Linked DNA regions of Homo sapiens: all the other regions are linked to region 3. Evidence: read pairs that join two places in POLR2A ChIA-PET (ENCODE). Cell type or tissue: GM12878. All regions are shown on one strand. Links, peaks and the distances in the headings refer to the core of each region. The heading gives the core; the rest is flanking DNA. Region 1 has its middle 19 kb from the start of KDM4C. Region 2 has its middle 21 kb from the start of GLDC. Region 3 overlaps GLDC (glycine decarboxylase).

The links. ChIA-PET counts read pairs that join two places held together with the same protein. Peaks named below come from ENCODE experiments on the same cell type or tissue, not always from the same donor. Only the 100,000 strongest peaks of a DNase experiment are listed, where the experiment ranks them.
Region 1: POLR2A ChIA-PET joins it to region 3 with 7 read pairs; 4 of 35 experiments call an interaction of 5 or more read pairs at or near these places.
Region 2: POLR2A ChIA-PET joins it to region 3 with 7 read pairs; 4 of 35 experiments call an interaction of 5 or more read pairs at or near these places.

What each region holds. Positions count from the first base shown.
Region 1 is chr9:6,735,918-6,742,804 of GRCh38, reverse strand. It overlaps a transcript of KDM4C not described here. Among named protein-coding and RNA genes, the nearest start is that of KDM4C, 19 kb to the left of the region's middle. In GM12878, for the core only: a CTCF peak has its summit at 3,372 (motif pointing right); no DNase peak of the experiment used is centred there.
Region 2 is chr9:6,662,885-6,669,771 of GRCh38, reverse strand. It overlaps the pseudogene RPS3AP54 and the pseudogene RNF2P1. Among named protein-coding and RNA genes, the nearest start is that of GLDC, 21 kb to the right of the region's middle. RefSeq lists a cis regulatory region at 4,663-4,676 and an enhancer at 4,598-4,742. In GM12878, for the core only: a CTCF peak has its summit at 1,919 (motif pointing right); no DNase peak of the experiment used is centred there.
Region 3 is chr9:6,572,013-6,578,899 of GRCh38, reverse strand. The region is part of intron 15 of GLDC (glycine decarboxylase); the gene reads left to right. Among named protein-coding and RNA genes, the nearest start is that of GLDC, 70 kb to the left of the region's middle. In GM12878, for the core only: no CTCF peak of the experiment used is centred there; a DNase peak (open chromatin) is centred at 3,499; H3K27ac peaks cover 453 bases.

The DNA of each region.
Region 1 (6,887 bases), core at 1,934-5,933, 160 kb before region 3:
AAGGAGAGGGAGCCTCAAGGAGGGCCTTAGAGTCAAAGGCCCCGGGGTTCAAGCGATTCTTAGATCGCCCCACTGCCCTCCAGCCTACTCAATTGAGTGAGACTCCTTCTAAAAAAAAAAAAATTCCCCACCCCACCAAAATAAAGGAGCCTGAGGAATCTGTGAACAATACCAAAGGGCTGATATTCATGACATCAGAGTTCCAGAAGGAAAGGAGAAAAAGTGCAGTACAAAAAAAAAAAAAAAGTTGAAGAAACAATGGCTAAAAATTTTCTAAATTTTGGCAAAAGACAATAACTGATACTCACGAAGGCCAGCAGAACCTTAACAGAAAAAACCCAGAGAGTCTCTCTGAACTAACTCTGTTTCAGGGGGCTGCTTGATAATAAAATAAATAAATGAATAAAAAAGACAGATCCAAATGAATCCAAATTGAGATAGATTGCAATCAAACTTTGAAAATATAGACAAAGAAAATCTTGAAAATAGCCAGGGAAAGATAATGTATTGCCCACTGCATTCCAGCACTCTGGGGGGCCAAGGCGGGCGGATGACGAGGTCAGGAGTTCGAGACCAGCCTGACTAACTTGGTGAAACCCCATCTCTACTAAAAAGACCAGCCTGACTAACATGGTGAAACCTCATCTCTACTAAAAATACAAAAATTAGCCAGGCATGGTGGCACACACCTCTAGTCCCAGCTACTAGGGAGGCTGAGGCAGGAAAATCGCTTGAACCCGGGAGGTGGAGGTTGCAGTGAGCCGAGATCACTCCACTGCACTTCAGCCTGGGTGACAGAGCAAGACTCCGTCTCCAAAAAAAAATTAATAAATAAATAAAAACATTTTATTATTGTTTTTGAGCCATTAGAAAAAAAAAAGAAAAAACTGTATTTGTGTGTGTGTGTGTGTGTAACAACATTTTAAAATGCTTAACAGGCCAGGCATGATGGCTCACGTGGATAATCCCAGCACTTTGGGAGACCAAGGCAGGTGAATCCCTTGAGACCAGGAGTTCAAAATCAGCCTGGGAAACATAGTTAGACCCTGTCTCTATTATTTTTAAAAAGTAAAAAAAAAAAGTGCTGAATAAAAAGTGTCACCAAAAGACAAAAAAAAAAAAAAAAAAGAGCTGCCACCTCAAAATTCAATGAAAATATTCTTCAGGAATAAAGATGAAATAAAGACATGCTTAGATACAAGGAAACTAAGAGAATGTGTTGCAAACAAAACTCCTCTGAATAAATTGCCATAAGTTCAGATATAAGAGAAATTACATCAGAAGGAAGCTAGGAACATAAGAAATGAATGAAGAACAATAAAAAGGCTAAATACCCGAGTAAATAGCATGTACCCGGGTAAATAGAATATTCTTTTCCTCTTGAGTTTTTGTTTTTGTTTTTTGTTTTTTGAGATAGAGTCTCGCTCTGTTGCCCAGGCTGGAGTGCAGTGTCGCAATCTCTGCCCACTGCAACCTCCGCCTCCCTAGTTCAAGCGATTCTGCTGCCTCAGCCTCCTGAGTAGCTGGGACTACACGCACGCACCACCACCTTGGCTAATTTTTGTATTTTTAGTAGAGATGGGTTTTCACCATGTTGGCCAGGATGCTCCCATTCTCCTGACCTCATGATCTACTCGCCTCAGCCTCCCAAAATGCTGGGATTACAGGTGTGAGCCACTGTGCCTGGCCTGAGTTTTTAAAAATATATTTCATAGTTGAAAACAAAAATTAAGGTAGACGGATCATGAGGTCAGGAGTTTGAGACCAGCCTGGCCAACATAGTGAAACCCTATCTCTACTAAAAATACAAAAATTAGCCAGGCATGGTGGCATGCGTCTGTAGTCCCAGCTACTCAGGAGACTGAGGCAGAATCACTTGAACCTGGGAGGCAGAGTTTGTGGTGAGCCGAGATCCTCCCACTGCAATCCAACTTGGACAACAGAGTGAGACTCCGTCTCAAAAAAAAAGAAAATAATTATACTACTGGCTGGATACAGTGGCTCATGCCTGTAATCCCAGCACTTTGGGAGGCTGAGGTGGGCGAATCACTTGGGGTCAGGAGTTCGAGACCAGCCAGGCCAACATAGTGAATCCCCATCTCTACTAAAAATAGAAAAATTTGCTGGATGTGGTGGCGCGCGCCTGTAATCCCAGCTACTCCGGAGGCTGAGGCAGGAGAATCGCTTGAACCCAGGAGATGGAGGTTGCAGTGAGCCAAGATCGTGCCACTGCACTAGATCCTGGGCAACAGAGCAAGACTTCATCTCAAGGATAAATAAATAAAAATTAGGCCGGGTGAAAGGCCAGGCGCAGTGGCTCACGCCTGTAATCCCAGCACTTTGGGAGGCCGAGGTGGGCGGATCACAAGGTCAGGAGATCAAGACCATCCTGGCTAACACGGTGAAACCCCATCTCTACTAAAAATACAAAAAATTAGCCAGGTGGGGTGACGGGCGCCTGTAGTCTCAGCTGCTAGGGAGGCTGAGGCAGGAGAATGGCGTGAACCCGGGAGGCGGAGCTTGCAGTGAGACGAGATTGCATCACTGCACTCCAGCCTGGGCAACAGAGCAAGACTCTGTCTCAAAAAAACAAAACAAAACAAAACAAAAAATTAGGCTGGGTGTGGTGTCGCACACCTGTAATTCCAGCACTTTGGGAGGCCAAGGCAGGCAGATCACCTGAGGTCAAGAGATCGAGGCCATCCTGGCCAAAATGGTGAAATCCCGTCTCTACTAAAAATACAAAAATTAGCTGAGTGTGGTGGCGCGCGCCTGTAGTCCCAGCTGCTTGGGAGACTGAGGCAGGAGAATCACTTGAACCCACGAGGCAGAAGTTTCAGTGAGCCAAGATCACACCACTGCACTCCAGCCTGGCAACAGAGTGAGACTCCGTCTCAAAAATAAATAAATAAAAATAAATAATAAAAATTAATTATGAGATAGCTTTTACTTTGCTATTTATTCATTTTTATTTATTTTAGAGATGGGGGTCATGCTATGTTGCCCAGGGCAGTCTCGAACTCCTAGCAATCCTTCCTCCTTGGTCTCCCAAAGTGCTGGGATTACAATTGTGAGCCACATTCCTTCCAGCTTACTGGGCTATTTAAAGGTTTCTAATACTACCATATCCTGCTGATCAAAAGCTCTAACTTGCAAAAAAAAAAAAAAAAATCTACCCTGCATATCAATATACTCATATCTATCTATCTAGCTATCTAAAACTGTGAGTAAAACCAAATGGGTAACCACATTTAATGCTACTTTACTGGATAATGTTATTTGATGCTGAGAAGTTTTAAACCTGGTGTCCAGGAGTGAAGCCTTAGTGTAAACACATGATTGTGTCCAGTGATTTGTCATTTTACAAATCCCACACTAGATGGCAGATTTTAAACAGGATTTTCTGGGTCACAAATTAATTAGGAAAAAAATGGCTAGGCACGGTGGCTCACACCTGTGATCCCAGCACTTTGGGAGGTGCAGGGGGACAGGTCACCTGAGGACAGGAGTTCAAGACCAGCCTGGCCAACATGGTGAAACCCCATATCTACTAAAAATACAAAAATTAGCTGGGCATGGATGTGGGCGCCTGTAATCCCAGCTACTCGGGAAGCTGAGGCACAAGAATCGCTTGAACCCAGGAGGCAGAGGTTGCAGTGAGCAGAGATTTCACCACTGCACTCCAATTTAGGTGACAGAGTGAGACTCTGTCTCAAAATAATAATAATTAGGAATATCTACATATAGATCTGCAAAGGAAAAAATCCGGATGTGGAGGCTCATGCCCGTAATCCCAGCACTTTGGGAGGCTCAGGTGGGAGGCTGAGGTGGGAGAATAAATTGAGCCCAGGATTTCGAGACCAGCCAGGGCAAACATGGGGAAACCCCATCTCTACAAAAAATATAGAAATTAGCTGGGCGGCCAGGCGTGATAGCTCATGCCTGTAATCCCAGCACTTTGGTGGATCACCTGAGGTCAGGAGTTCAAGACCAGCCTGGCCATCACGGTGAAACCCTGTCTCTCAAAAAAAAAAAATGAAAAGAAAAGAAAAGAAAAATTAGTTGGGCGTGGTGGCATGCCCCTGTAATCCTAGCTACCCAAGAGGCTGAAGCAGGAGAATTGCTTGAACCAAGATCATGCCACTGCACTCCAGCCTTGGTGACAGAGCGAGACTCTGTCTTGAAATAAGTAAATGAATAAATTAGCTGGGCGTGGTGGTGCCCACCTGTGGTCCCAGCTACTCCAGGGTGCTGAGGCAGGAGGATCACCTGAGCCTTGGGAGGTCGAGACTCCAGTGACCTCTGATCTTGCCATTGCCCTCCAGCTTGGGGGACAGAGTGAGGACCTGTCGCCCAAGCTGGAGTACAGTGGCATGGTTTCTGCTAACTGCAACCTTCGCCTCCCAGGTTCAAGCGATTCTCCTGCCTCAGCCTCCCGAGTAGCTGGGATTACAGCATGTGCCACCATGCCCTTCTAATTTTGTATTTTTAGTAGAGACGGGGTTTCTCCATGTTGGTCAGGCCAGTCTCAAACTCCTGACCTCAGCTGATCCATCTGCCTCGGCCTCCCAAAGTGCTGGGATTACAGGTGTGAGCCACCAGGCCCGGCCAGCATCTGTTTTTTAGTTTAGTTTAGTTTAGTTTAGTTTAGTTTAGTTTAGTTTAGTTTTTGAGAGGGAGTTTTGGTCTTGTTGCCCAGGCTGGAGTGCAATGGTGTGATCTCCCTCACTGCAACCTCTGCCTCCCGGGTTCAAGTGATTCTCATGCCCCAGCCTCCTGAGTAGCTAGAATTACAGGCACCTGCCACCATGCCCAGCAAATTGTTGGTATTTTTAGTAGAGATGGGGTTTTGCCACGTTAGCCAGGCTCCGAACTCCTGAACTCAGGTGATCCACCTGCTTCGGCCTCCCAAAGTGCTGGGATTACAAGTGTGAGCCACCTTGCCCAGCCCAGCATCTGTCATTTTTTGACTTTTTAATAATAGTCATTCTGACTGGTGTGAGTTTGTATCTCATTGTGGTTTGCATTTCTTTAACGATTAGTGATGTTGAACATTTTTTCATGTTGTCCAAGTGTATGTCTTCTTTTGAAAATTATCTGTTCATGTCCTTTGCTCACTTTTTTTTTTTTTTTTTTTTTTGAGATGAAGTCTCACTCTTGTCCCCCAGGCTGGAATGCAATGGTGTGATCCCGGCTCACTGCAACCTCTGCCTCTCGGGTTCAAGCGATTCTCCTGCCTCAGGCTCCCAAGTAACTGGGATTACAGGTGCCTGCCACCATGCCCAGCTAATTTTTGTATTTTTTTTAGTAGAGATGGGGTTTCACCAGGTTAGACAGGCTGGTCTTAAATTCCTGACCTCAGGTGATCCATCTGCCTCGGCCTCCCAAAGTGCTGAGATTACAGGCATGAGCCACTGCACCTGACCGTCCTTTGCTCACTTTTTTAATGGGGTTGTTTGTTTTTTGGCTTGTTAATTTGTTTAAGTTCCTTATGGATTCTCGATATTAGACCTTTGTTGGATGCATAGTTTGCAAATATTTTTTCCCAGTCTGTAGGTTGTCTTTTTATTCTGTTGATAGTTTCTTTTACTGTGCAGAAGCTCTTTACTTTAATTAGGTCCCGTTTGTCAATTTTCTGTTTCAATTTAATTATATTTATTTGTTTGTTTTTTGAAAATAGAGACAAGATCTTGCTATGCTGCCCAGGCTAGTCCAGTGGGACTGAAAAACTTTTTTTTTTTTTTTTTTTTTTTTGAGACAGAATCTCGCTGTGTCGCCCAGTCTGGAATGTAGTGGTGTGATCTTGGCTCACTGCAACCTCCCCCTCCCAGGTTCAAGCGATACTTGTGCCTCCGCCTCCCAAGTATCTGGGACTACATGTGTGTGCCCCCATGCCCGGCTAATTTTGTATTTTTTTGTAGAGACGGGGTTTGGCCATGGTGGCCCGGCGGGTCTTGAACTCCTGGTCTCAAGTGATCCCCCAGACTAGGCCTCCAAAAGTTCTGGGATTACAGGCGTGAGCCACTGCTCCTGGTGGATACTGATTTCTGTATACTGATTTTGTATCCTAAAACTTTGCTGAAGTTCTTTTTCAGATCTAGGAGCTTTGGGACAGAGCCTTTGGGGTTTTTTAGGTATAGAATCACATTGTCTACAACAGAGATAGTCTGACTTCCTAATTGAGGTTCCCAAACCTCAATTCTTGACTTCTGTGCACCCATAGGCTCAACACCACATGGACGCTGCCAACTCTTAGAGCTTCCACCCTCTGAAGGAACAGCCTGAGCTGTACCTTGGCCCCTTTTAGTCATGGCTGGAGTGTCTGGGATGCAGGGCAACAAGTCCCTAGACTGCACACAGCACAGGAACTCTGGGCCCAGCCCACAGAACCACTTTTTCCTCCTAGGCCTCTGGACCTGTGATGGGAGGGGCTGCCATGAATACCTCTGACATTCCCTGAAGACATTTTCCCCATTGTCTTGGGGATTAACATTCAGCTCCTCATTACTTATGCAAATTTCTGCATCTGGATTGAGTTTCTCCTCAGAAAATGAGATTTTCTTTTCTGTTGCATTGTCAGGTTGCAATTTTCCAGTCTTTTATGCTCTGCTTCCTTTATAAACCTGAATGCCTTTAACAGCACCCAAGTCACCACGCGAATGCTTTCATGCTAGGAAATTTCTTCCACCAGATACCCTAAGTCATCTCTGTCAAATTCAAAGTTCCACAAATCTCTAGGGCAGGGGTAAAATGCTGCCAGTCTCCTTGCTAAAACATAACAAGAGTCACCTTTGCTCCAGTTCCCAGCAAGTTCCGCGTTTCCATCTGAGACCACCTCAGCCTGGACTTTATTGTCCATAATACTATCAGCATTTTGGTCAAAGCCA
Region 2 (6,887 bases), core at 915-4,914, 91 kb before region 3:
GCAACATCATAGCCCTTAGAAGTGGCAACAAAGAATGTCTTACCTGTTGGAAAAAACTAGTTTCCAAAAGATCACCAAGGCCAGACCCAAAGTTTGATGCACTCATCAGCAAAATTTATCCAAGTCGTGATGAATATGAAGCTCATCAAGAGAGAGTATTAGTCAGGATCAGCAAGCACAATAATCAGCAAGCACTCAGTCACAGCATTGAAGAAGGACTGAAGATAACTGCAGCGAGGCAAGAAACAATAGATTGAAAATGGTAGTGGAGCAGAAGATAACGGTGACAGTTCACACGGTAGTAATGCCTCCACACATAGCAATCATGAAGCAGGCCCTAGTAACAAATGAACCAAAACAACTGATGATTCTGGGCTTGAGCTTGATAATAACAATGCAGCAATGGAAATTGATCCAGTAATGGATGGCGCTAGTGAAATCGAATTATATTCAGGCCTCATCCCACACTTATGGAAAAAGATGACAGTGCACAGACAAGATACATAAAGACTTCTGGTAACACCACTGTTGATTACTTATCCAAGTATCTGGCTGTGAGGTTAGCTTTAGAAGAACTTCGAAGCAAAGGTGAATCAAACCAGATGAGCCTTGATACAGCCAGTGAGAAGCAGTATACCACTTATATAGCAACAGCCAGTGGCCAGTTCACTGTATTAAATTGCTCTTTTTCTTTGGAATTGGTCAGTGAGAAATACTAGAAAGTGAACAAACCCATGGAACTTTACTATGCACATACAAGGGAGCACAAATGAGCTTTTAAAAACCAATTCTGAGACTGAACTTTTTTATAGTGCATTTCTTTAATATTAAAGATGTACCAGCCGGGCGCGGTGGCTCACGCCTGTAATCCCAGCACTTTGGGAGGCCGAGGCGGGCGGATCACAAGGTCAAGAGATCGAGACCACCGTGAAACCCCGTCTCTACTAAAAATACAAAAAATTAGCCGGGCACATTGGCAGGCACCTGTAGTCCCAGCTACTCGGGAGGCTGAGGCAGGAGAATGGCGTGAACACGGGAGGCGGAGCTTGCAGTGAGCTGAGATCGCGCTACTGCACTCCAGCCTGGGTGACAGAGCGAGACTCCGTCTCAAAATAAATAAATAAATAAATAAATAAAAATAAAGATGACTGGCATTACTTTTATGGACAGATCTTGGATATGTTGTTCAGTTTTCTTTCTGAGCCAGACTCGTTTACGCTATTCAAATCTTTTCCCCTTAACTTAAGATTTCCTTTTTGGAAGGGACTGCAATTATTCAGTACTGTTTTCTTTTCTTTAAAAAAAATACCTGAAGTTTCTTGTGGGTTTTTTCCCCCCACAAAGTGTGGTTCCACTTGGAGCACCCTTTGACCCAGGAATTTTTCATAGTTTCTGTATTCTTAAAGATTCAGTTGGCTGTCCTTTTCCCGCTCCCCTCAAAAGATTTTTAGTCATACACAATGTTAAATATTATGTATTCCGACTTTTTTTCCCCTGGAGTCTTGTATATTCATAGTTTTCTATATAAACTGTGGTACCATCATGAAGACCCAAGGCTCAAATTTACTGTCCTTAAAAACAGTTCTCATAGGATTATTCTTTTCATGGTATTTCTTTCATAATATCTCATTTTAAAAAGAAGTTCTTTATGAACTTAGTGTCCATTGTCATGCAGTGTTATTTTTTTTTTCCATTTTTCCCGCATAATTTTGGAATTTCTGGTCCTGGAAAGAATCAAACAAAATCTTAAGTTCCATGAGAACTTGGTTCATGAACAGATTTTGCTGAAGAAAGAAAAATTAAATTGGTAGTAAAATACAGTCTTCAAGTATTAAAAAAAAATGCTCTTTGCTGAGGGAAAACACTAGATTAGTTTGTTAGGGCGCATCTAATTTTTTAATGTGACCATTAGATGGCAGCATTCAGGTGGGATTTCCTGTATCAGACCAAAGGCTTCTCCCCTCTCCCCACTTCCACCCAAAACACAAAAACAAGCTATCCTTCTGAGTGCCTCAGTTGGAACAGCAATTGAGGGATACTGTTTGGGAACGCGATTGCCAAGGGCGAAACTAAAAGAATTCTACTAGGTAGAAGAGGGGAATAATAATAAGAGTTGATAGTATTTACATGCACTAGGCATTCACTGTTCTAAGCACTTTTATATATGTTAAAATAAAGGGTAGGTAAATAAATTAACAAAACTCCAGTCCACAAACCCCCGTCTCATATAGAGGGGAGCTATAAAACTTTTTTTTGTTGTTACAGACAGGTCTCACTCTCACCCATGCTGCAGTGCAGTGACATGTGCTTGTAGCTCATTGCAGCCTCCAACTTTTGGGCTCAAGCAATCCTCTTGCCTCAGGCTCCTGAGTAGCTGGGACTACAGGTGCCTGCCACCATGCCGGCTATTTTTTATTTTATAATAAAATAATAAAATACCTAATGTATATTTTATATTGTTAAATATAATATTTATATTATATATAAATACAATGTAATATTAATATAACATTAATATAATTAAAATATAATATTTATATAATTATAATATAATAATAAGGCTGGGCGCAGTGGCTCATGCCTGTAATCTCAGCACTTTGGGAGGCCGAGGCCAACATGGTGAAACCCCATCTCTACTAAAAATAGAAAAAGTAGCCGGGTGCGGTGGCAGGCGCCTGTAATCCCACCTACTCCGGAGGCTGAGGCAGGAGAATCACTTGAACCCTGGAGGTGGAGGTTGCAGTGAGCCGAGACTGCGCCACAGCACTCCAGCCTGGGCGACAGAGCAAGACTCCATTTCAATAATAATAATAAAAATAAAATAAAATAAAAATAGCCATCATGGTGCCAAGCACCTATAGTCCCAGCTACTCAGGAGGCTGGGCAACCACCTTTGAGAAAAGGCTATCTAGTCACAACTGCTTTTTTTTTCTTTCTTTCTTTCTTTTTTTAATAGAGACAGGGTTTTGCCATGTTGCCCAGACTGGTCTTAAACTCCTGGGCTCAACCTATCTGCCTGCTATGGCCTCCCCAAAGTGTTGGGATTACAGGCTTGAGCCACTGGGCCTGGCTTACAAATATTATTATTTTTTTTGAGATGGAGTTTTGCTCTTGTTGCCCAGGCTGGACTGCAATGGCATGATCTAGGCTCACTGCAACCTCTGCCTCCCAGGTTCAAGCGATTTTCCTGCCCCAGCCTCCCGAGTAGCTGGGACGACAGGTGCGTGCCACGACGCCCAGCTGATTTTTGTATTTTTAGTAGAGACAGGGTTTCACCATGTTGGCCAGGCTGGTATCGAACTCCTGACCTCAGGTGATCTGCCTGTGTCAGCCTCCCAAAATGCTAGGATTACAGGCGTGAGCCACTGCACCCGGCATGAAAGAGTGACCTTTGGAAACTGACTGAGTCTGTTCCTCTTCTTGGGAGCTGCTGCTTTTCTTTTTTTTGAGACAGAGCCTTGCTCTGTCACCCAGGCTGGAGTGCAGTGGCGCGATCTCGGCTCACTGCAAGCTCCACCTCCCAGGTTCACGCCATTTTTCTGTCTCAGGCTCCCGAGTAGCTGGGACTACAGGCGCCCGCCACCACACCCGGCTAATTTTTTGTATTTTAGTAGAGACGGGGTTTCACTGTGTTAGCCAGGATGGTCTCGATCTCCTGACCTCGTGATCTGCCCGCCTCAGCCTCCCAAAGTGCTGGGATTACAGGCGTCAGCCACCGCACCCAGCCAGAGGAAGACTCTTAACAAATCTTGTCCATTGGAAAGGCACTGACTCAAATCTGCAGAACAAATCTTACTAAACAAGCATTGTTTACTATACTTTCTCTGGTCATCTCCCCACTACTTGCCTCCCCATTCCCAGAAACCCAAAACTCCTTTTCTTCTGTTTAGTCTGAGATGTTATATCAGTCCCAGTTCTAACCAGCCCTTGGGGTTACTCATATGGGTGTTTCCACGTATACATGCAAGATGCACAAGTTAGTGAACTTCTGTTTGCTTTACTCATGCTAATCTGTCTTTTGCCAGACTAGTTTACAGGGACTCAGCTGGAGACCCTAAGATGAGTAAAGGAAAATTACTTCTTTTCTCCCATGCATATGTTTCATCTTGACTCTACTTGGCTTTTTTTCCTCTTCATTTTTTGTGAAGGCTGTATGTGTCTGGGCTTCAATATTTTCAAATGTATGGATGAGTTGTTCGTCTTCTTGCAGTATCTTTTTTTTTTTTTTGAGATGGAGTCTTGCTGTGTCGCCCAGGCTGGAATGCAATGGCACGATCTTGGCTCACTGCAACCTCTGCCTCCCGGTTTCGAGCAATTCTCCCATCTCAGCCTCCTGAGTAGCTGAGATTAAGGACACCCGCCATCATGCCCAGCTAATTTTTTGTATTTTTGTAGAGACAGGGGTTTCACCATATTGGCCAGGCTGGTCTCGAACTCCTGACCTCAGGTGATCTACCCACCTCGGCCTCCTAAAGTGGTGGGATTACAGGTGTCAGCCACTGTGCCTGGCCATTGCAGTGTCTTTATATCCAATGCACTCACTTTCTAAAATGCATAGAGGATGTTCTATGTGCTATTCCAGAGGTCATTTTTGCAGAGATAATGGCATTTGAGATAAAACACCCATGGTTTATTTGCTCTTTTCACAAGCTGGTCACTGAGTGAACTTTGGAATTGACTCTGATACCTGTTGGTGTAAAGCTCTGTCCAGGCAGTGCTGGATTACACCACCATGGCCAGCAAAGCCAGGAAACTCCATGTGGAAGGGAAAGGCCTCAGTGAGGTGACCCACTTAAGTGTTTTGCCCAATGCCACAAGGGGGGCAAAGTCTGACCATTCTGAAAACTTGTTCCTGTTCCCTTGAGCCACTGTGGGATTTCCTCCCATCTTTAATCACTGGCCATCATAAGCAGTGATTGGAATCGGGTGCATTCCTTCCTTGTCATTCACTCTGTAGCCTTGCACAAATGGGCTGACCTGGGGTTAATTGTTACCTCAGAGGTCACAGGGATCTCCTGCGCACACATTCCATGCAGTCTTTTCCTGTTTCCCTTCCCTCTGACCTCACCGGGTTGTCTGGTCACAGTGTCCCCACCCCATTTATGACATTTTCTCCTCTTTGGTCTCCAGGACTCTATGCTGCCCTGCCTCCTCTCTCTCAAGACTTCTTTGCTTCCTTAAGGAGCTTTGCTCTCGCTCAAGTATAGGTGACCCTCAAGGTTTGGTTGGATCTGTGTGGTTGAATCCTTTCCCAAACAGCCTGCTTGAACACTGTATGCTAACTCACTTCCCCTCACCCAACCCCTGGAGATAGCTCTGGAGCTCAGATCCCTCAACCTGACCTCTGACCTCCACCACACAGGAGCAACTGGCCTGCTCTGTCCTTCCCCTTCGATGCTCCCACCAACCCCCAAGCTCACCTTTCTGGAGCTAGTCAGCTTCCTACACCCTGGACCCACTCTTCACGGACAGCCCTGTTTCCATTATGGTGGCCAAAACCCTCCCATTTGTTAGACTCACATCTCAGGAATGACCTTTGATCATTCACCTGTAAGTAGCAGTAAGGGTCTTCATTGCATTTTACTAATATCAAGTAACTGTTTTTTGTTTTGTTTTGTTTTAGACGGAGTCTCACTCTGTTGCCCAGGCTGGAGGGCAGTGGCACTATCTTGGCTCACTGCAACCTCCGCCTCCCAGGTTCAAGCATTCTCCTGTCTCAGCCTCCTGAGTAGCTGGGACTACAGACGCTTGCCACCACGCCTGGCTAATTTTTGTATTTTTAGTAGAGACGAGGTTTCACCATCTTGGCCAAGCTGGTCTTGAACTCCTGACCTCAGGTGATCTGCCTGCCTTGGCCTCCCAAAGTGCTGGGATTACAGGCGTGAGCCACCGTGCCAGGCCAAGTAACTGGTTTTTGTTTGTTTGTTTGTTTGTTTACAAATAGGACTTTTTGTCACTATTAAAAGTCTGAATTTTAAACAGATACTTGAATTGGTGGTTCATATCTATCAGCTCATTCAACTTTAGCACCTGTCTTGTCCCCAGGAGCTTTTCCAGAACTACTGCCTTGACCATGAAGCTCAATGAATTTTCCCAATTCAAACTTGGGCCGCTTTTCTTTTGAGATGGAGTCTTGCCCTGTCGCCCAGGCTGGAGTGCACTGGTGCTATCTCAGCTCACTGCAATGTCCGCCTCCCGGGTTCAAGCGATTCTCCTGCTTCAGCCTCCTGCGTAGCTGGGATTACAGGCGTGCCATCACACCTAGCTAATTTTTCTATTTTTAGTAGAGATGGGGTTTCACCATGTTGGTCAGGCTGGTCTCAAAATCCTGACCTGGTAATCCGCCCGTCTCAGCCTCCCAAAGTGCTGGGATTACAGGTGTGAGCCACTGCGCCCCGCATGCATTTTCACTTTTCTAATCAGGACATCAGGCAGAGGATAAATAGACTGGTAAGCCTTTTCTTTGTCTTTTCCAATGCTATCTGGAATCAATTTATTGACCACCTTTTCAAGTCACTTTTCTGCACCTCTCAGGTCATGTTTTCAGTCATCTCCTTGGCATACTTGTTGGTATGTGTGTAAGAGGTTTTCTGTATCTGACTGGTTTTTTTTTTTTTTTTGAGACGGAGTCTTGCTCTCTTGCCCAGGTTGGAGTGCAGTGGTGCAACCTTGGCTCACTGCAACCTCTGCCTCCTGCGTTCAAGCAATTCTCCTGCCTCAGCCTCCCAAGTAGGTGGGATAACTGGTATGTGCCAGCACACCCAGCTAATTTTTTTTTTTTTTTTTTTTTAGTAGAGACAGGGTTTCACCATGTTAGCCAGGCTGGTCTCGAACTCCTGACCTCAGGTGATCCGCCTGTCTCAGCCTCACAAAGTGCTGGGATTACA
Region 3 (6,887 bases), core at 1,387-5,386:
AATAACACCCTTATAAATAACCAGTGGAACAAAGAGGAATCACAAGGAGAACTGGAAAGTACTTTGAAGCCAGGTGCAGTAGCTCATGCTTGTAATTGCAGTACTTTGGGAGGCTGAGGCAGGAGGATCACTTGATCCCAGGAGTTCAAGACTAGCCTGGGCAACATAGCAAGACCTCATCTCTCCAAAAAAATTAGCCTAGCATGGTGGCAAGCACCTGTGGTCCCAGCTACTTTGGGGGCTGAGGTGGGAGGATCACTTGAGTCCAGGAGGTTGAGGCTGCAGTGAGCCATGATCACGCCACTGCACTCCAGCCTAGACAACAGAGTGAGACTCTGTTTCTAAGAGAAGAAAAAAAGAGAGGAAGTACTTTCCAACTAATTAAAATGAAGATACCGCATATCAAACATCACGGGCTGTAGCTAAAACAGTGCTAACAGGAAAGTTTATAGCTGTAAATAACTACATTAAAAAAGAAGAAAGAGCTGGGTGCCATGATTCATGCTTGTAATCCCAACACTTTGGGAGTCTGAGGTGGGAGGATCACTTGAGCTCAGGAGTTCAAGACCAGCCTCGGCAACATAGTGGGACCCTCTTTGTACAAATTAAAAAATTAGCCAGGTGTGGTGGCATGCATCTGTGGTCCCAGCTGCTTGGGAGGCTGAAGTGGGAGGATCACTTACACCCAGAGGTCTAGGCTGCAGTGAGCCATGTTCACACCATTGCACCCCAGCCTGTGACAGAGCAAGATCCTGTCTCGAAAAAAAAAGAAGCCTGGACCAGATAGTGAGACTTAGTCTCTACAAAAAATTAAAAAAGTAGCTGGGCACAGTGGCGTGTTTCTGTAGTCCCAGCTACTCGAGAGGCCGAGGCCAGAGGATTGCTTGAGCCCAGGAGGTTGAGGCTGCAGTGAACTGTGATGGTGCCGCTGCACTCCAGCCTGGTTGACCCTGTTTTAAAAAAGAAAAAAGAAGAAAGATCTTAAACCAACTTAATCTTCCACCCTAAAACAACAGAGAAAGAAGTACATTAAGCTCAAAGCAAGCAGAAGGAAGGAAAGAATCAGGATTCGAGCAAAAAAAAATCAATAACGTAGAGATGGGGAGCAGGAGAGGAGGGGAATTATAAGAAAATAAAATATAGTGAAATAAAATTTAGTACAACAGATGTTAGCTGCGTAAAACTGCGTGTGTGTGTGTGCACAGGGGCATAGGTGGAAAGATGTATGAAAGGATGGGACTCAAACAGTTGTCTCTAGGTGGTAGAATATCAGGTGATTTTACTTTTTGTCCTTATGTTTTTAGATTATTTAAAATTTTTAAAGCCTTGATCATATGTTATTTAGTCAATTCAAAAAAGATATTTTTATGGTGGAGAACATGCGTATTGTGAAACAACTAAATGCATAGTAAGTTGGTTATAGGCTCATTTGCACCTGGTTCTCCTGATCTCAGAGGGTTCCTCCATCAGCTGATGGATATGGGATAAGGTTGGCTTTGAAGCTTGCCCTGGGGCTGGAGGCAAAACATAACCACCTCCATCTGCCCTAGCGGCACCTCTATCCTAATAAATACAGTGAGGTAGTCTCCCAGGGCACCCAGTTCAAACTCTGCAGAATAGGATAATATTTAACATCAAGTGGACTCAGAATACAACTCTCTGGTTCTCAAATGACCAAGTAGCAGAATGAAATGTAACTTTCAGGCCTGCATCTGGATTTCTCTGCGTGTGGCGCTGCTGGCTCTGCCTCATCCTTGCTGCTGTGCCTTTCCGCGCTGTCTTCTCATCCAGGGCATTTCTGTGTTATGCGCACAGAAGGCTTTTGTTCTTTCTGCAGTCATTCCCTGCCCACATATATGCTGCAGCAGGGACCTTTCTCTTTGGTGAATTTTCTTTCTAAGAGAGAATTCATCAGCTCAAGGGAAAGGTTAGGATCTAGAAAATGTGAGGTTTTTAAGGCTCTGTTATGTGGCTTCCTACCAAGTCATGTTGTAGGTTTCTCTAGCAACAGAAAAGTGAATGAGATTTAATTCAGGAATAGACAGTCAATATGGATCATAAAAAGGTTTTATAAGTGCTATAGATTGAATGTTTGCATTCCTTCAAAATTCACCTGTTGAAATCCTAACTCCAGGCCAGACGCGGTGGTTCACGCCTGTAATCCCAGCACTTTGGGAGGCCGAGGCAGGCGGATCACCTGAGATCAGGAGTTTGAGACCAGCCTGGCCAACGTAGTGAAACTCCATCTCTGCTGCAAATACAAAAATTAGCCAGGTGTGGTGGCAGGGGCCTGTAATCCCAGCTACTCGGGAGGCTGAGGCAGGACAATTGCTTGAACCTGGGAGGCAGAGGTTGCAGTGAGCCAAGATCGCACCACTGCACCCCAGCCTGGGCGACAAGAGTGAAACCCCATCTCAAAAAAAATAAGAAGAAGAAAAAAATAAATTATAACTCCAAGGTGACGGCATTAGGAGGTGGGAGCTTTGGCAGGTAATTAGGTCATGAGGGTTGTACAATCCTGAATGGGATTAGTGCCATTATTTTAAGAAAGACCCCAGAGAGCTCTTTACCCCTTCCACCATGTGAGGACACAGCAAGACCACAGCTATCTATGAACCAGGAAGTGCGCCCTCACTAGACACTAAGTCTGCTGGCTTCTAGGATCTTGGACATCTCAGCCTCTAGAACAATGGGAAATAGCTTTCTGTTGTTTATAAGCCACCCAGTTTTTGGCATTTTGTTATAGCACCTGGATGGATTAAGACAATAACCATAAATTTTGTCAAGATAACTTTGCTTGATGTAGCCAAGCCTTCACTGGTCTGCCTAGTTCCTTAGGACATTTTGATCCCAAGGGTGTTTGAAGGGCCTGAAAGAAAAAATGTCAAGAAGCTTATCCCTATTTTCTCCTATTTATTTGTTCTACCCATAAACCCCGGGGAGGGTTTCCAGCTTGGTGTAGAAAACAGCCAAATAATATTTAATTACCTTTTCATTTCCCACTGAGCCCAGCGGGGCTTGCTTCAGCTTTTTCTCCATAACACTTTGCCACTCTTCAAATCATTCAGCAGCTCATAAGTACATTCTAGGAATTGCTAGTTTAGAATTATGATGTGATGTTTAAGGCAGACAGAAAGAGTAATTAACACCTCCCATGGATATGTAAAGTGAAAGACAAGTTGGAATTATTATTAGCTCACTTGGCTTAAAAAATTGAGGAAGTTGTTTTTGTCCTTAAAAACTGCAAACTGTGATTGTTAATGTAGACGGAGGTGGCCATTGCTTTTCCCAGAATCTCCTTCATGGGAAGATTCTTAAATTGTGGTGTGAACAGGGCTCTCAATGGCTGTCAGAATTAATTGTGCATGAGAATCACCTGGAGGGCTTGTGCAATTACTGAGCCTCACCCTACAGAGTTTCTGATTCAGTAAGTCTGGAGTAGGGCCCCAGAATTTGCATTTTTAACAAATCCCCAGGTGATGCTGAGGCAGCTCGTTTGGCCACCAGCCTGTGAAAACCACTAGGTTTACCAGAGGTTCTTGGACCTGGCTGCATGTTAGAATTACCTGGGGAGACTTTTGAAGAACACAGATGCCCTACCTACTGCACAAACCAGTTACATCAGAATCTTCGCTGGGGATGGAGCCCATATGGGAGAGTTTTGGGGTTTGTTTTTTTTTTTTTTGCTTCTTTTGAGATGGAGTCTCACTCTGTCGCCCAGGCTGGAGTGCAGTGGCATGATCTCAGCTCACTGCAATCTCTGACTCCCGAATTCAAGCGATTTTCCTGCCTCAGCCTCCCAAGTAGTTAACCGATGCTACAGGTGCCCGCCACCACACCTGGCTAAGAAGTGGGAGAGTTTTTAAGCAAAAAACTCTCTAATTCTAATGTGCATCACTGGGTTGGAGAGCAATTTGGCCTGGAGGAACACCAAAGAGAAAGGTTTAGCAAGATGGATGTGGCTATCATATGCATATCACAAATAATTTAGTGCAGGGAGGGTCAAAAGCCCACTATTTGCCGTCTCCCTCCCCTCCCTTCCTGAGCTCATGGTTGACATCACTGATCATTTCTGGTAAGTTTTCCACCGAGCCTAGTGCAGCTTCAGAAACAGAGTACTCTGGGGGCCAAATATGAGAGACCTGTAAGCCCTCTCTGATTTCCCAAAGAAACAGTCAGAATGCCAGGAAAAAAGCAGGGTGAGGGATGAGGAGAGCCGTCTTTCGGGAAATGTAAAGCAGTGAGAAGGAACTCCTCTTTCCCAATTTCCTTAACTCTCAAGAGTATATTTTGATTTTTGAAGTTTGTTAGACTTTAGGGCAGTGGTTCTAACATTGGACTGCACCCCAGAATTTCTGATTCAGTATTCGTGGAGTGGAGCCTATGAATTTGCATTTCTTTTCTTTTTTTTTCTTTTCTTTGTTTTTTTTTTTGAGACGGAGTCTTGCTGTGTCGCCCAGGCTGGAGTGCAGTGGCATAATCTCAGCTCACTGCAACCTCCACCTCCCAGGTTCAAGCCATCCTTCTGTCTCGGCCTCCCAAGTAGCTGGAATTACAGGCACCCGCCACCACGCCCAGCTAATTTTTGATTTTTAGTAGAGATGGGGTTTCACTGTGTTGGCCAGGCTGGTCTTGAACTCCTGACCTCAGGTGATCTGCCTCCCGAAGTTCTGGCCTGAATTTGCATTTCTAACAAGTTCCCAGGTGATGTTGATGCTTTCTATTGTCTGGGAACTAGACTGAGCGTGAGAACCACTGCTCTGAGGCGCTCTTCTGATACCAGCTGATTTATCTACGTTTTTTGACTAGATAGCAAAGGTTAATTATGGAACTAAACTTATGTCAAATTGATACAGATTGGTAAGAACATTACAGAGTGTTGTGTTGAGGGGTTTTGATTTTAAATCCATAGAGATAGAGACCTGGCTAACGTTAGGGTACTTGAGACATGCAGTACATGGAGTTTCACTGGTTAAAATCATACCGTTTGCAAGGTATTTGTACTGTTAAATTGTTAGTCACCTGTTTTTTCCACCTGGTAGATAGGAATCTGCACCCATTTTTCCCTTATTTTCTTGAGAGTGGTCCTCTGAAGGTGCCATGAACTGAAGTGGGTCATTTCGACAGTGGTTGTTAGGATCACTTTACTGCCATCATTTTTACCGTATCGGTTTCTTAGCTGATGTTTCACTTGCATCGTTTTTGTTTCTCAACGTAAAGGAGAGTTTGGATGAGGGGAGTCTGACATCAAAGATGTCCAACACCAAACCCTTACGTATCACAAGCAACTGTGAAGTATTTCCTTCTGGGGGGTGACACTGGGTAGGATGGATGGGGGTCGCTTTTTTCTTCTTCTTTTGCTTTATAACCCTTCTGCACTGATGATGGATTTTTTTTTAAAAAATCACATAAATGTATTCTTTTATTTATTTATTTTTTAAGATAGAGTCTTGCTCTGTTGCCCAGGCTGGAGTACAGTGGCACGATCTCAGCTCACTGCAACGTCTGCCTGCCGGGCTCAAGCGATTCTTGTGTCTCAGCTTCCCAAGTAGCTGGGATTACAGGTGTGTGCCACCACACCTGGCTAATTTTTGTATTTTTATTAGAGACAGGGTTTCTCCATGTTGGCCAGGCTGATCTTGAACTCCTGACCTCAGGTGATCCACCTGCCTCCACCTGCCTCAGCCTCCCAAAGTGCTGGGATTACAGCGATTCTTGTGTCTCAGCCTCCCTAGTAGCTGGGATTACAGGCGTGAGCCACCATGCCTGGCCCACATAAATGTATTCTATCATAAAAATTTTAAGTTCACCTGTGAAATAGATAGCATTATGTCCACGTGACAGATGGGATCCAGAGGAATAATTTGCTTGGAGCCAGACAGCTTTGAAAAGGGCAGCAAATAAAAAACAACTTTGATATTAGAGGTGAGAGAAACTCCCGGGTGGCTGCAGGAAATACCTGTTTGTGAGATCTGCCTGGGAATGAGTGACTTTAACATGATCTTGTTGTAGGAAACATTTAACAGTATGTGCCACCTAAGGGCTCCTGTTTGCAAACAACAGAAAATGGCTTGCATTAACTTCAGCAGAAAAATAATTTACAGGGAAGTTATTGGGCAGTTCACAGAGTTGATGGAAAAGCTGGAGAATTAGACTTCAGCAGTGAGTAAGACCCAAGAAAGGCTGGCAGCAGAGAAGAAAATGGAGTCTCACCATGCGAAGAGTCACCATCTTCACTGTGGGAAATATGGAACTGTCCCATTCCTTTGGTCTGTCCATCCAGATTCATAATGTCCTGGCTGGAGTATTGCACAGGATGTTTCACACCTCCATGTCTTATTAGTGTTTAGTGACTGGGAATGTCTAATCCTTTTTGCTTTCATAGGGGAGTGTAGGACCGTGTCTCTCCCATAGACTCACACAAAAGAGGGAATTCCCCCAGATAATAAAGCCACTGAAAGGCTCTGCATTCCCACACACACCTCTAAACTCAGCACCAATGAAAACCCAGTTGATTTTCAACATCCTAATGTAACCCTCCTTCGTACTTTTAAGCACATTGACAGCATGTCCACATGTCATTTTCCCAGCATCATTTTCTGAATTGCATTTGTACTTACTGCTCGTTGGCTATGGTAGTTTGCAGATACTTTCTCCCGTTCTGTAGCTTGTCCTTGTAACCCTAATGGGAGCAAAAAGTTTTTAATTATGATGGAGTTCAATTTATCAATTTTTTTCTTTTATGAATTGTGCTTTGGGTTTCAAATCTACCCTAGATCCCAACAATTTTTATTCTGTTTTTTGTTTTTCCCAGAAATTTCATAGTTTTATGTTTTACATTTAAGTCCATGATCCATTTACAGGTGATTTTTATATAAGCTGTGAGA